2 separate regions of the Mus musculus genome follow, and region 2 is linked to region 1. A link is a contact called in ENCODE Hi-C or POLR2A ChIA-PET data. All regions are on one chromosome and are shown on one strand. The core of a region is the stretch at or near the end of the contact, and the rest is flanking DNA. Distances in the headings are between cores, read along the strand shown.

Region 1 (5,981 bases), core at 1,317-3,816:
CCTCAGACACACCAGAAGAGGGCATCAGATTCAATTACAGATGGTTGTGAGTCACCATGTGCTTGCTGGGAACTGAACTCAGGAAGAGTAGCGTGTGCTCTTTAACCACTGAGCCATCTCTCTAGCCCGTTTCTTTGCTTTTCAAGATACAGGTGTTTTTTGTATAACCTTGGCTGTCCTAGAACTACCTCTGTAGACCAGGCTGGCCTCGAACTCAGAGAGAACCATCGCCTCTGCCTCCTGTGTGCTGAGATTAAAGGCGTGCGCCACCACTACCCAGCTACAAATGTTTAATGCAATTAGAATTATGGACTCAATTATAATATGCTATTTTCCAGATTTTTAAAACTCTTCCCTCAATGCTTATTAAATCCAACCATAAACATTCATTTTCACCCAGCTAACAACCATAAATTATTTATTTATTTTAGTTTTTTTGAGACAGGGTTTCTCTGTAAAGCCCTGGCTGTCCTGGAACTCACTCTGTACAGCAGGCTGGCCTCAAACTCAGAAATCCACCTGTTTAATGTAATTAGAATTATGGACACAATTATAATATGCTACTTCCAGATTTTTAAAACTCTTCCCTCAATGTTTATTAAATCCAACCATAAATGCTCATTTTTACCCAGTTAACAACCATGACATTTTTAATACTGTTTATGTATTTAGTCAGATAGGATCTTGTTTCGCAGATCGGGATAGCCTAGAACTTGCTATCCCTTCTGCTTCAGCCTTCAGAATTCTGTGAATATAGGCTTTAGCTACTCATGCATGACTCGAATTGTTGGATTTTTTTTAATAAAATAATTTCTTAAGGTTTATGTGTGAGTTCTGCCTGCATGCAAGTCTGTACACCAAGTGCATGCCTGGTGCTTGCAGAGGCCAGAAGAGGGGGACAGATGCCCTAGAATTGGAGTTACAGATAGTTGGAGCTACCATGTGGTTGCTGGGACTGAAGTGAGACCTCTGGAAGGACAGCCAGTGCTCTTAAGGGATGAGCCATCTTTCTAGCCCCTCAAGATATTTTTCAAATAGCTGTCTTCACATACAGGTTTTGAAAAGATTGTGAGTCTTTGAAAATCACATGACCAAAAAAGAAAAAAAAAAACCCAGCAATTGTACATCATATGATAGGTTATTATTTAAATGGCAGGAGATGTCTGACATCTAGAAGGGTGATTTGCCAACAGTGGTGGCGAATGCCTTTAATCCCAGCACGTGGGAGGCAGAGGCAGGCGGATTTCTGAGTTAGAGGCCAGCCTGATCTACAGAATGAGTTCCAGGACAGCCAGGACTACACAGAGAAATTCTGTCTCAAAAAACCAAGAAAGAAAAAAGAAAAAAAAAAAGAAAAAGAAAAAAAGAAAAAAAGAAAAAAATCTGTAATTTACACATAGCACAATACCGTAGACTTACCTCTCCTGTGCGTCCCTTAGAATTCACTTTTCTCCCTCCCTTTCTGAAGCTTTGTAATGTTTTATCTATCTTAAGCCTAGAAAGCAATCAATGAAATTCAAGTAGAAAATCACTGACAGCTCCGAAATGAGGGAATCCAGAGATAAACCACTAGCTATGCAATAAGGAATAGTGAGCGGAGTACATTTTCAGTCTTCATAACGGCGGCCAGGGAATAGAAACACATTTTCCTTGGGGAGAGATTGTGCTAAGGGGACCAGACACAGATACAAAAGATTATTCCTCTCGGGGGTTTATCTTTCTTGACTTCGTGGGACCTAAAACAAAACCAATATAATCCATCACAACCTCCACCCGTTTTATTTTACTTCTTCCGGAACACCATGTAGACCACTTGCCCCCCCCCCCCCCCCAAAAAAAAAGCCTAAAGCAAACTAACTTGGTTAAAGATCTAAAACATTCTGAAAGTTTGGGCGACAAAAGCTGGAACCGACTCCAGACTCTCTCTTAAGTTCTCAGCAGAGCCGAAACAAGATTTCTTAAGGTTTGCAAATAAATCCCTTCAGCTGGACTAAAAACGCACAGAGCCTGGAGCGCTCCCTACAGCTGAGAGCTTGAACCTACCGAGCCCAGAAATCCGGAGTTACCCAAGACGGAGTCCCTCACTCCTTGTGGCGTTTAAGAGAACCAGGTGAAGGTTGGGGTGGAGGGAGGCTGAACCGGCAAAAGGCAGGATTAATCACTTCTCCCAATTGCATCAGCAGCCCCCGCCCTTCCTTCAGAGCACCTCCTATCCTAGAACCTTCGCTACGTACTGCCGCTCCTTCGCCCACCCCCGGCTCCATTATATGCCCTGATACCTCCCCATTATCACCCGCCCTGCCACACTCCCCCCTTTCCTCTTTCCTCCTCCTCCTCCTCCGTCGGGGAAGGAGGAAACCCGAGAGAGGAAACAGGGTGTTGGAGGAAGGGGGCTCCGCGATAAGAGAGGAGGCTCCATTGGCTCCGACACCGTACGGGCGCTTCCCATTGGTCAGGCCCCGCCGGAATCCACGCCCCCTCTGTCCCCGCCCCCGCCCCTCCCCCGCCGGCTCGCGGCCCTCCCCCCGCGCCCCCCGGCCAGCCCCGCGGCGGGGAGGGACCGACAGGGCTTGAGCGGAGAGGCTCCGGCGGTGTCAATGGCTCCTCCTGCCACGGAGCAGCAGCAGCAGCAGCAGCGGCAGCAGCAGCAGCGGCAGCGGCGGCGGCGGCGCTGGGGCTGAGGAGGGAAGGTTCCTTTAAGGAGGAGGAACGACGACGCCTCTTTTGCCCCTATCTCCTCCCTTTTACACTCATTTCCCCTTCGCCGAGGGTGGGGGTGGGGGGGGCGGAGGAGAGAGAAGAGGCCGAAGAAAGAGAAAATTCCTCGCAGGGCGCTCTTTCAGGGGGTGTGGGGGGAGGACGAGGAACGGAGGAGCCGGGCGCCCCCCGCGCGCTCCCGCCCCGCTCGGCTCGCCCTCTCCGAGATCGCCCGTCCGCCCACTCCCCCCGCCGCCGCCGCTGCCGGAGACGCCGCTCGGGAGTCGGCGGGCCCGGCTCGTCTGCTCGGCCGCCGCCGCGCTTCGCCTCGGGCTCCCCAGGCGGACGGACGCCCTTTCTTTCTTTCTCTTGCCCGGCCCGTCTCTCTGTCTGCGTCCCTCGCGGCCGCCCCGCCCGGCGGCCTCGGCCTTGCCCGTGCGCCAGGCCCGGCCGGCGGGCCTCGCTCAAGCTCCGGTGGTGCCCCCAGCCTCCCCGCGGAGCCGGGGGAAGCTCACGCCCGGTGGCCCCCCGGTCCCCGCGTCCCCGGCCGCCCCGCTCCTTCCCGCTCCCCACCCCCTTCCTCCCCGGCCCCGGAGCTCGCGGTGCGTGTGCGCGTGAGTGTGTGTGTCCCTCCGCCAACGCCGCCACCTCAGCCCGGCAAATGAACTCCGTCCGAGCCGCCAACCGGAGACCCAGGCGAGTGTCGCGGCCGCGCCCGGTGCAACAGCAGCAGCAGCAGCCCCCGCAGCAGCCGCCGCCGCAGCCGCCTCAGCAACAGCCGCCGCCGCAGCCGCCCCAGCAGCCGCCGCAGCAGCAGCCCCCGCCGCCGCCGCAGCAGCAGCCCCCGCCGCCGCCCCCGCCGCCTCCGCCGCCGCCTCAGGATCGGAACAACGCCGGCGAGAGGGGTAAGGCCGCGCTCGGGGCCTGGCTGGGCGGGCGGGAGGCCGGGCGGGGGCGGCGGCGGCGGCGGCGGCGCGCCCGGGGTGGGAGACGGAGGCCGAGCGGAGGCGGGTCCCACCGTGCCGCAGTGTTCGCCTGGGCCCGGCCCGGCCGGGCCTGGCCGGCAGGAAAAGCCGCGGCTGCGCGATCCGCCCGGGCTGCGGCTCAGGCCGCGCTTTGTTTGGTTTCGGGGCTGGCACCCTCCGTCCCCACCCCTCCTTGGGGCTTCCCGGCTGGCTCGCCCACCCCACGGGAGTCTGTTCGCGGCCGGGGGCGGGCAGGAGGGTGGGATTTCCCCCCTTTCTGCGCCTGGCTCGATCTGGGCTCCCCCTTTCTCGTGGTAGGTGGGGGGACGGCTGGCTGCGTGGGGCGGTGAGGCTGGCCGGGGAACTTGTTTTCCCCTTCTCTGTGGGCTCCCCCTTGCCCTGGAGGAGGGGGAGAGGAGCGCCGGAGTGGTCCGCCGCGCTGGCTGGGGAACTTGCGTGCCCCCTTCCAGGTCGCAGGGCAGGGGGAGCCTCGGCCCCTCTCTCGACCACAACATCTTTGCTGCACAGTTTGCCTTTAGTTACAGAACCCCGGGGAAGAACCCGTTAAATCAATACCTTTAAATAAATAAATATAGAAGCTATCGGCCATTTCCAGCCCCCTCCCTCGTGTGCAGTGCAGTTACCCTTCCGCTGTGTCGTCCCCCTTTCCTCTCCAACCCACTACGCCACGGTGCTCCCCTCGGTCTCCGGGTGGGTTTGAGCACCCTCGCCGTAGAACGGGCCCCTTGGGATCGTGTGTGTAGCTGTATGTAGACGAGCGCGCGCCCGCGCGCGTGTTGTGACCAAGGCCTAGTGAAATGTGTCATTTGGACCCAACTGTGCTGCGCTGTCTGGTAACCACCATTGTCTAAGGGCTGAGGCTCCCTGGGGTTGGATTCTTGCTTTAGCAAAAATAATGTTCGGTTTTGCTTGAATGATGTGGTTACGTGGAGAGAGGTTTGTGAGATGAGAGTGTTGCACCTTGATCTCCAAACATAACTAGTCTCTTTATTAATGAGCTGCTTGCAGCGGGGTGTAAGTCAGCACGGTATTTTGTGTATGGTTGTTTTAAAGAGGAGAATTGTTAGGAGACATTTTGCGTGTTTTGGTTGGCGGATTAAGGGTAATTTTTACATGCGTTGGTTGTCACACCTCCTTTGATTGAGACTCCGTTTAAATATAATTTTAAAAATTGTACATTCTTTAACTGCTTCATTGTATTTGATCAAAATATTTATCAGATGAAGGAAATTGCTAGAAAAACAGTTTAAAAGGTTTGCCTTAGTCACTGTTACAATAGTCTTTGAGAAAGCAGCTGGCTGTATGTTATTTGAGAGATGTTTCAAACCGGCTAGGAGTCTTTTGCAACATGGTTGGTAAAACTGTTTTAATGATTCTTTGGTACATTCACTAATTTTTGACAAATTAAAAAAATTGTCTCATGTTACCTTTCACTTCCACGGACCGGAGTTGTCCGATGTTCCGTTCAGATTACCAGGTCTTGTAGAATTGACATGAGGGAAAAGAAGCACCCTTGAAATGTTACTGACGTGGTCTCAGAGTAAGCCTTGTAAAGATGCTCTGATCTACTAGAAGCACATCACCCAAAGTGTCAGCCAAACTCGATTAACTCCCATCGTGTATTTCTAAATGTTTAGTCTGCATTCCTGTTTCATCACTTGCTATAATTCCCACTCTACTTGAGATAGACCCTGGGCATTTTCTTCATTTATTCTAAATTATTAGTTACCAAAGTCTGTTTCTGCTTGCATCTTGGTCATTGATAGTCACATGCCAGAGTGTCAGTTTTCTTTTTATTGTTGTTCAAAAGCTGACAAAGATGTTCTTGAATTGTGGTTTCATTACGTACTTAACCATTGGTAAGTAATGTGCACTCCAGGGTTGTTGCTCTGTAGCAGCAGTAGGAACTGTTCTGAAGGTTCAGTGTTGGCACAGAGGGGATAAAAACTCCCTGATTAGCCTTCAGGGAGAATAGTGAGTCTTTCCAAGGGCAACTAAATGGCCTTAAAAATGAATAAACATTAAGATGAATTAAGATTAAAATAATGAAGATTTTGCTAGACTTGTAGAAAAATAACCTTTAAAAGGTTAGCATTCTTATTATATTTTTAATGTATATTTCATATATTGATTGGAGCCACTTAAAAGTAGCTTTTCTCTCAAAAGTTTTAGAGGGTATACAGAGTATTTTTAGTTTGAGAAAATTCTATTATTAATACTTGTTTATAGGTATACTGCAGTAATCTTACAAGGGGCCAGCGGGCTAGGTCAGTGGGTAAAAGCCCTTGTCACCAAACC
Region 2 (5,981 bases), core at 1,504-4,003, 560 kb before region 1:
TGTTCACAACCATGTCATACCTGATATAATTAATTCAAGGCCAACCTGGGCTACACAGTGAGTTCAGCCTGGCCTGAGCTACAGAGCAAGCATCTGTCTCAAAAAACAAAAACAAAAACAAAAACAAAACCAAGCAGGGATGGAGAGGAGCTGATTTGACTCGCAGCACCCATATGGTGGCTCACACGCATCTGTAACTGCAAGCCCAGTCCATGGGATCCAACCAAGGCACGTTTCAGGCATGCATGCAAGTAGGTACAACGCTCACACTCATTCGCAGAAATGTGTGCGCATGCGTGCAACTAGGCGCGGTCCTCATAATCATCCACAGAGAGTAAAAATAAACAAGACCTTTAAAAACAAACAAATAATAAATAAACAAGTCAAAAACACAAAAGGCAAATTGCGTAACGATAAAGCAGTCAGTGCACAAGGAAGATACAATAATTGTAAATGTCTGGCACCCAGCATTAGAACCCCAAGACCAAGGGAGCAAGGACTGACAGTCAGGAAGGAAGAACTAGACAGCTAAATATAACGCTAGGGGATTCAGGATCCCAGATTCATAATAGAGGCAATACCCAGGTAGACTGTTAATCTTTACAAAGAAGTCTTGAGCAATCCCATCCACCAAATGAGCTTGCCAGACGCACACAGCATCCCAGCACAGACTAGAGCGGACATACCTTCTCAAGCACACATGGAGGAGTACAACAAGGAAGAGTGCATTATCTTAGACCACATGACAAGCCTTAAACTTAGGAAAACTAAAGTAACATAAGCACTTCTGTCTTATACAGGTGGGGAGGGGGTTCCTAGAAATCAATAGCAAAAGGGGAACTCTTGCTTTTGTTTTTCCACCAATGCAAATTGACAAACAAGCGAATTAATATCAAGTGAAGACATTGTGCAATCATGGTTTCAAACAGAGGGGGATGTAAGGGTAAGCTAGAAAATACTGTGAGACAGAAACACAGTCGGGGGTGGTGGCGCACGCCTTTAACCCCAGCACTCTGTGAGGCAGAGGCAGGTAGAAGTTCCAGGCCAGCCTGGTCTGTAAATCAAGTCCAGGACAGCCAGGGTTACACAGAGAAACCCCGTCTCAAAAAAGAAAAACAAAACGAAACAAACAAAACAAGCAAAAAAAAACAAAGAACCAAAACAAAGCAAAATCTCACAGATTTCTAAAATCCGCAATGAAAGTCATGCTAACAGAAAAGACTACAGCCATAAATGGCTACACTAAAAATAAGGGTAAGCTCAAAGAAATTCCACAGCTCTATGCTTCAAGAAGCTAGTCAACAGACAAGCTAAAGGAGAGTTAGCTCAGGTAAAACTAACAGAACAGCAGGGCTGAGACGCATGCAGAAAGAAGACAAGAGGACGAAGAGCGAGCCTTTGAGCCAGTGCTGTTGAAAATGGATGAAAATGAAAAACACAAGATATTTGAAGTCAGCTTCAGAGAGCAGAAAGTGAAGCAATGAATGTCAGAGCCTGGAAAGGGGACAAAAGGGGAGCCACTGTTTAGAGGGTATAGCATTTCATCTGTGCTGGGGCTCAGGCAGTCCACACAGTCCTGTTGAAAACGTGTAAGTCCTTACAGCTAGTTTAGTGAACAATGGAAAAAGGAAATTAGAAATAAAAAGCATTCCAGTGGAAGTCACAAAAATAAAAAGGATTGTACAAGACTGTGGGTAGACCAACCAATAGGAGAGCTATTCTGCACTATTCACTTAAAGTTGTGTTACAAAGGACAGACTTCATGTGCCTTCCCACAGACACTCCCCACACACACACTGCTGGGGTGGGGTGGGGATTTAGGGGGACTTTATGAGGAGCATACACAGGAAGGTTGGGGGCATTTGACTCAAAGCTTTGTTTGTTTGCTTGCTTTTGTTTTTCAAGACAGGGTTTCTCTGTGTAGTCTTAGTGGTCCTAGAATTGACTCTGTAGACCAGGCTGGCTTTGAACTCAGATCCGTCAGCCTCTGCCTCCTGAGTGCTCAGATTAACCACCTGGCAAGTCAACTGAATCAAATCACTAAGTCTTCATTGGAATGATTACTAGGTAGTCACTTTGTTAGTGAAGTGGAAAGCTAGAAATCCAATAAGTTTATAACACACTTCCACCCCATCCACCCACCCCCAAAATATGTGAAGTTTATCATTCAGAGGGTCTTGACTCACGGCCTATCAAACAACCTGTGCTGTGTGTGCATCCATACATTCCTCTATACATACATTCCTCTGTACAGACTGAAGTCCCCCATCAGTAAAGGGCTACATTCCTGTACATAGCCTGAAACCACCCATCAGCAAGGAGAAAAAAAAAAATCAGGACTGACTGAGATACAATTCATAGGCCACTTTCAAAAAACAAAAACAAACAAACAAACAAAACCAGTGTGCACTTATGTACTTTTTAGATTAATAACAGAGTTGTTTGTCCATTGCCGCCAACTTCAAAACATTCCTCCTGCTCCCAAAACAAACCCTAGACCAACCCCAGGCACTCTCCAGCCTCCCCTTCTCCTGGGCCCCGGAATTCACTAACCTACCCTCTATCTTTATGAATTTGTCGCCTCTATGAACATTTCTATTGAGCAAATGCTGTCTCCTTTGGTATAACATAAATTCTTGAAATTAGTCTGAAGACACCAAAGGTGAGGAGCTTTAAGAAGCACATTCCTGAGGGTAGTGAAGTCACAGGAATCCTGGGCACTGCTCTGCCACTGGCTGGCTGAGTGCCCGGTCTCTTCAAAAACCAAGGGTTGGTTACACTAGAACAGTTTTTGGAGTTCTTTCCAGCATTAAAGCAATTCTATGGCAATTGATATCCAAATCAAATGTGTATGTTCAAAAGCAAAAACTATTCCCCACTCAGTTCCAGGACCCTCAGGGCAGAGAAGCCCAGTGCTGGGACTGTAACTCAGGACGAGTATTCTACCACTGAGCTACACCCATTATTTTGAACCCTCCTAGAAGGAGCCCCATTGGACGGAAAAACTGAGACCTGCTGGCACAAAGCTGCTGGGTAAAGCCTCTTTCCTCCCTCTGGGCCCCTGCTTGTTTGATTCACTCAAGCTTGGAAAAGAGCTGACACAAATAAATAGAAGGGGGAGCCTAGGACTGGGCTGAAAACAAAGGCCTCTGCGCATTCCTGGGGGCTCTAAACCCACAAGAAGGGGCTTGAGGCCAGGCCAAGGCCGGGGTGGAGGGCAGGGGGAGGGAACCTCACCGTCGGGCTCTGCCCAGCAGAAGCAATGGCCAAAAACATCAGCCCCTGGGACCTGGCAGAGCCACCAGGAGGATCAGAGGTCCAGGCCCATCCTCGCCCCACCCTCAGAAGGAATCCAGTCCAAACAGCCCTTCGGAGGACAAGACGTCCTGCAAATATTTACTCCAGCAGAGTTTATTATGTTAGAAGACAGATGAGAGATTTCAGTGCAGTCTTGCTGGGATCCCCGCCTAGCGTCTGCCCCTTCTGGTTTCCCTGGGTAGTTTGGGAAGATGGGTGTAGTTTATTTTTCTCTGCCTCTTGTGAGACAAAGAAACTGATTTACACACACACACAAAGAAATTAGCCCATTGCTTTGTAAATGGACGTACCTCTACCCCCACCCCCATTTTTTTGCACACCTTATATAATACCTATGATCTTGAACCCCAAATCCATGCAAAGATTTCTCAATCCTGGCTCCCCAGCCAGTGGTCAGTCTGCCTCCAAGGTCTCTGGTTGGTCCTCTACAGATGGGACCTCAGTGGGAGGCTGGTCTGGTTCCCTCAGTGCTCTGTCCCCTCCTGCCTGCTGCACATCTCTCTTATCTCTGCTTCCCCTCCCTCAGTATCATCCTTCTCCCACATCCCCTTCCAGTCAGCTAGCCCAAAGTCAACAACTAGTGCTCCAACCAAATGCTTTCCTTTCTCCAACCCCGTCCCTACCCCAGAGCCTGGCTCAGAAGGCCCTAGGCCTCTGGCAGGGGAGGTAAGCACGAGCGAGCTTGGCAACAATCTTCCTTCCATGGTTCCTGCCCACAGCTGCTTCAGAGCGCTGGAAGGCAGCTCAGCTTAGTGCAGTCTCCCTTTACCTCCCCCCGCACACCCCCAACCCACCCCTTCCTCCCGCAGCGCCCCCCACCCTTGTCCCCTCCCGCTGCCGCCATCTCCTCTGAGTCCCTCACAGCCACCCCCACCCCGTGTTGGCAGCCACTTGGATCAGAACAAGCTCCTGCCTCTCTTGATACCCCTCCCCCCTACTCACTACTGACAGCCATGCATGAGCAATATCTCATTTAAACAGCATTTGGGCATCTTCCAAGGTCTGGAATCTAGTTGGTTCAGGGCCCAGGAATTCCTGTCTCCTTCCTATCTCTGCTACTTCCTTCAGAGGCAAAGATTCCTCTGTCTGACTCAGGCTCCTTCCCTGCCAGTGAGGCCATGGCCTTCCTGTGGCCCCAACCCTTCAGAGGTCTGTGTGCAGTCCATCTGGATTAGGAGCGAACTTCTAGAACATAGCTCCAGTTAGGCCCAGAAATATGGCAGGACACCAAGATCCTATCTAGGGCATAGAAATTTTATTATGGCAGAAATTTCTAGAAACCCGTTTTTGATATTTAAGACTCCTCAGGGAGATGTTTGCTTCTCTGTAAAACAACAGTTTCTTCACAGTAGCCAGTCTCATAGCGGCTTTGGGACGACTGAACTTGAGAGCAAGTTAAAAGTAGCTGTGTTTGGCTATTCACATCAGGAAAAACGGGGCTGCAGGAAACCATGACACAAGCCTTTTCCCCTTCAACAAATCTATCAAGTGCATTCAGAATCTGCTAAGAGTTTAACCCCCTCCAAATTAGGGGATCTCCACAGCAATTACCCCTACCCTGTTCTAAAGGGTGGGCTAGAAACAGAATAGGCTACAGCAAAGCTAAAAAAAAAAAAGATACATTATTCTTTCTGCCAGTTAAGAAATCAAACTCTTGTACTACAGAGATAACCACAAATAAGGAGATGGCTCAGTGGGAAAAGTGCTCACCATGCAAGCATAAGGTCCTGAGTTTGAATCCCCAGAACACAAATAAAGCCAGGCACAGCAGAAAGGAGAGAGACAGAGAGAGACAGAGACAGAGACAGAAAGAGACAGAGACAGAAAGAGACAGAGACAGAAAGAGACAGAGACAGAGACAAAAAGAGACAGAGACCGAAAGAGACAGAGACAGAAAGAGACAGAGACAGAAAGAGACAGAGACAGAGAAACAGAGAGAGACACAGAGAGAGATAGAGAGAGTAAGTGTGGGTGCGTGTGTGTGTGTGTCTGTGTGTGTGTGTGTGTGTGTGTGTGTATGTGTGTGTGTGTTCCCAGCATGCCTATGGCCAGTGGAAGCTCAATAATCAGCTAACACGGCCTGGTATACACAGAAGCAAATGAGAGACCCTACCTCAAACTGGGTGGAAGTCGAGGACCACCCAGGTTATTCTCCAGCCTCCACACTTAAAACAGGGCACTGACACCAGCACTCACATAGATAAACATGTAGGCATGCACACATGCACCATACATACAACCCACACACAAGATAAAAGCAACAATACCTTACCTTCAACAATAACATTATCACATGCCTTGCAGGTTCGAAGCTCTACTATGAAACATCATCTCTAAGACTATCCCAGGATAAACTTTCAAGTCAGAGGGAAACACTGCCTGTTCTTTCAGTCAGCTTTATCAAGCAGAGATCCTGTCTCATTTGTAAAGACATTTTCTACTTTTTCTACAAAAATCCGGCAAAAAGTACAGAACTCCATACATTGTTGATAAAATAACCTCAAGTGGACTTTTCTCCTTTTTCTAAAAGCTCTAAGCACACACACACACACACACACACACACACACATGCAGTTCAAAGAGTCATTGAATTTTAGCATTAAGAAGAAAGTGCGACTAACAAAACATTTACCAACAACTCTTGTCTAACAGCTGCACATAGG

What was found. A loop is a pair of places that touch in the nucleus more often than their neighbours do. ChIA-PET counts read pairs that join two places held with the same protein, here RNA polymerase II (POLR2A).
Region 2: a map of heart shows a loop between it and region 1 (2.8-fold over the local background). The contact joins the enhancer-like site here to the promoter of Fbxo11 in region 1. A Hi-C loop is called at or near these places in 2 of 37 maps with a recorded cell type or tissue (T-helper 17 cell and heart). POLR2A ChIA-PET finds 5 or more read pairs at or near these places in 1 of 5 experiments (Patski).

What each region holds. Positions count from the first base shown.
Region 1 is chr17:88,062,630-88,068,610 of GRCm38, reverse strand. It overlaps Fbxo11 (F-box protein 11), which reads left to right and starts at 2,566. Exons shown (of 23, transcript NM_001081034.3): 1 at 2,566-3,602. The coding sequence starts at 3,359. It overlaps Gm45950 (a long non-coding RNA gene), which reads right to left and starts at 2,486. Exons shown (of 2, transcript XR_385899.1): 1 at 2,044-2,486.
Region 2 is chr17:88,627,495-88,633,475 of GRCm38, reverse strand. All of the region lies in intron 1 of Ston1 (stonin 1), which reads right to left. Among named protein-coding and RNA genes, the nearest start is that of Ston1, 3.9 kb to the right of the region's middle. Within about 2 kb of position 2,753, at least 2 of the 3 ENCODE cell types and tissues checked have a DNase peak (open chromatin) inside an H3K27ac peak, as active enhancers do; they include heart, where a contact is called at or near this core.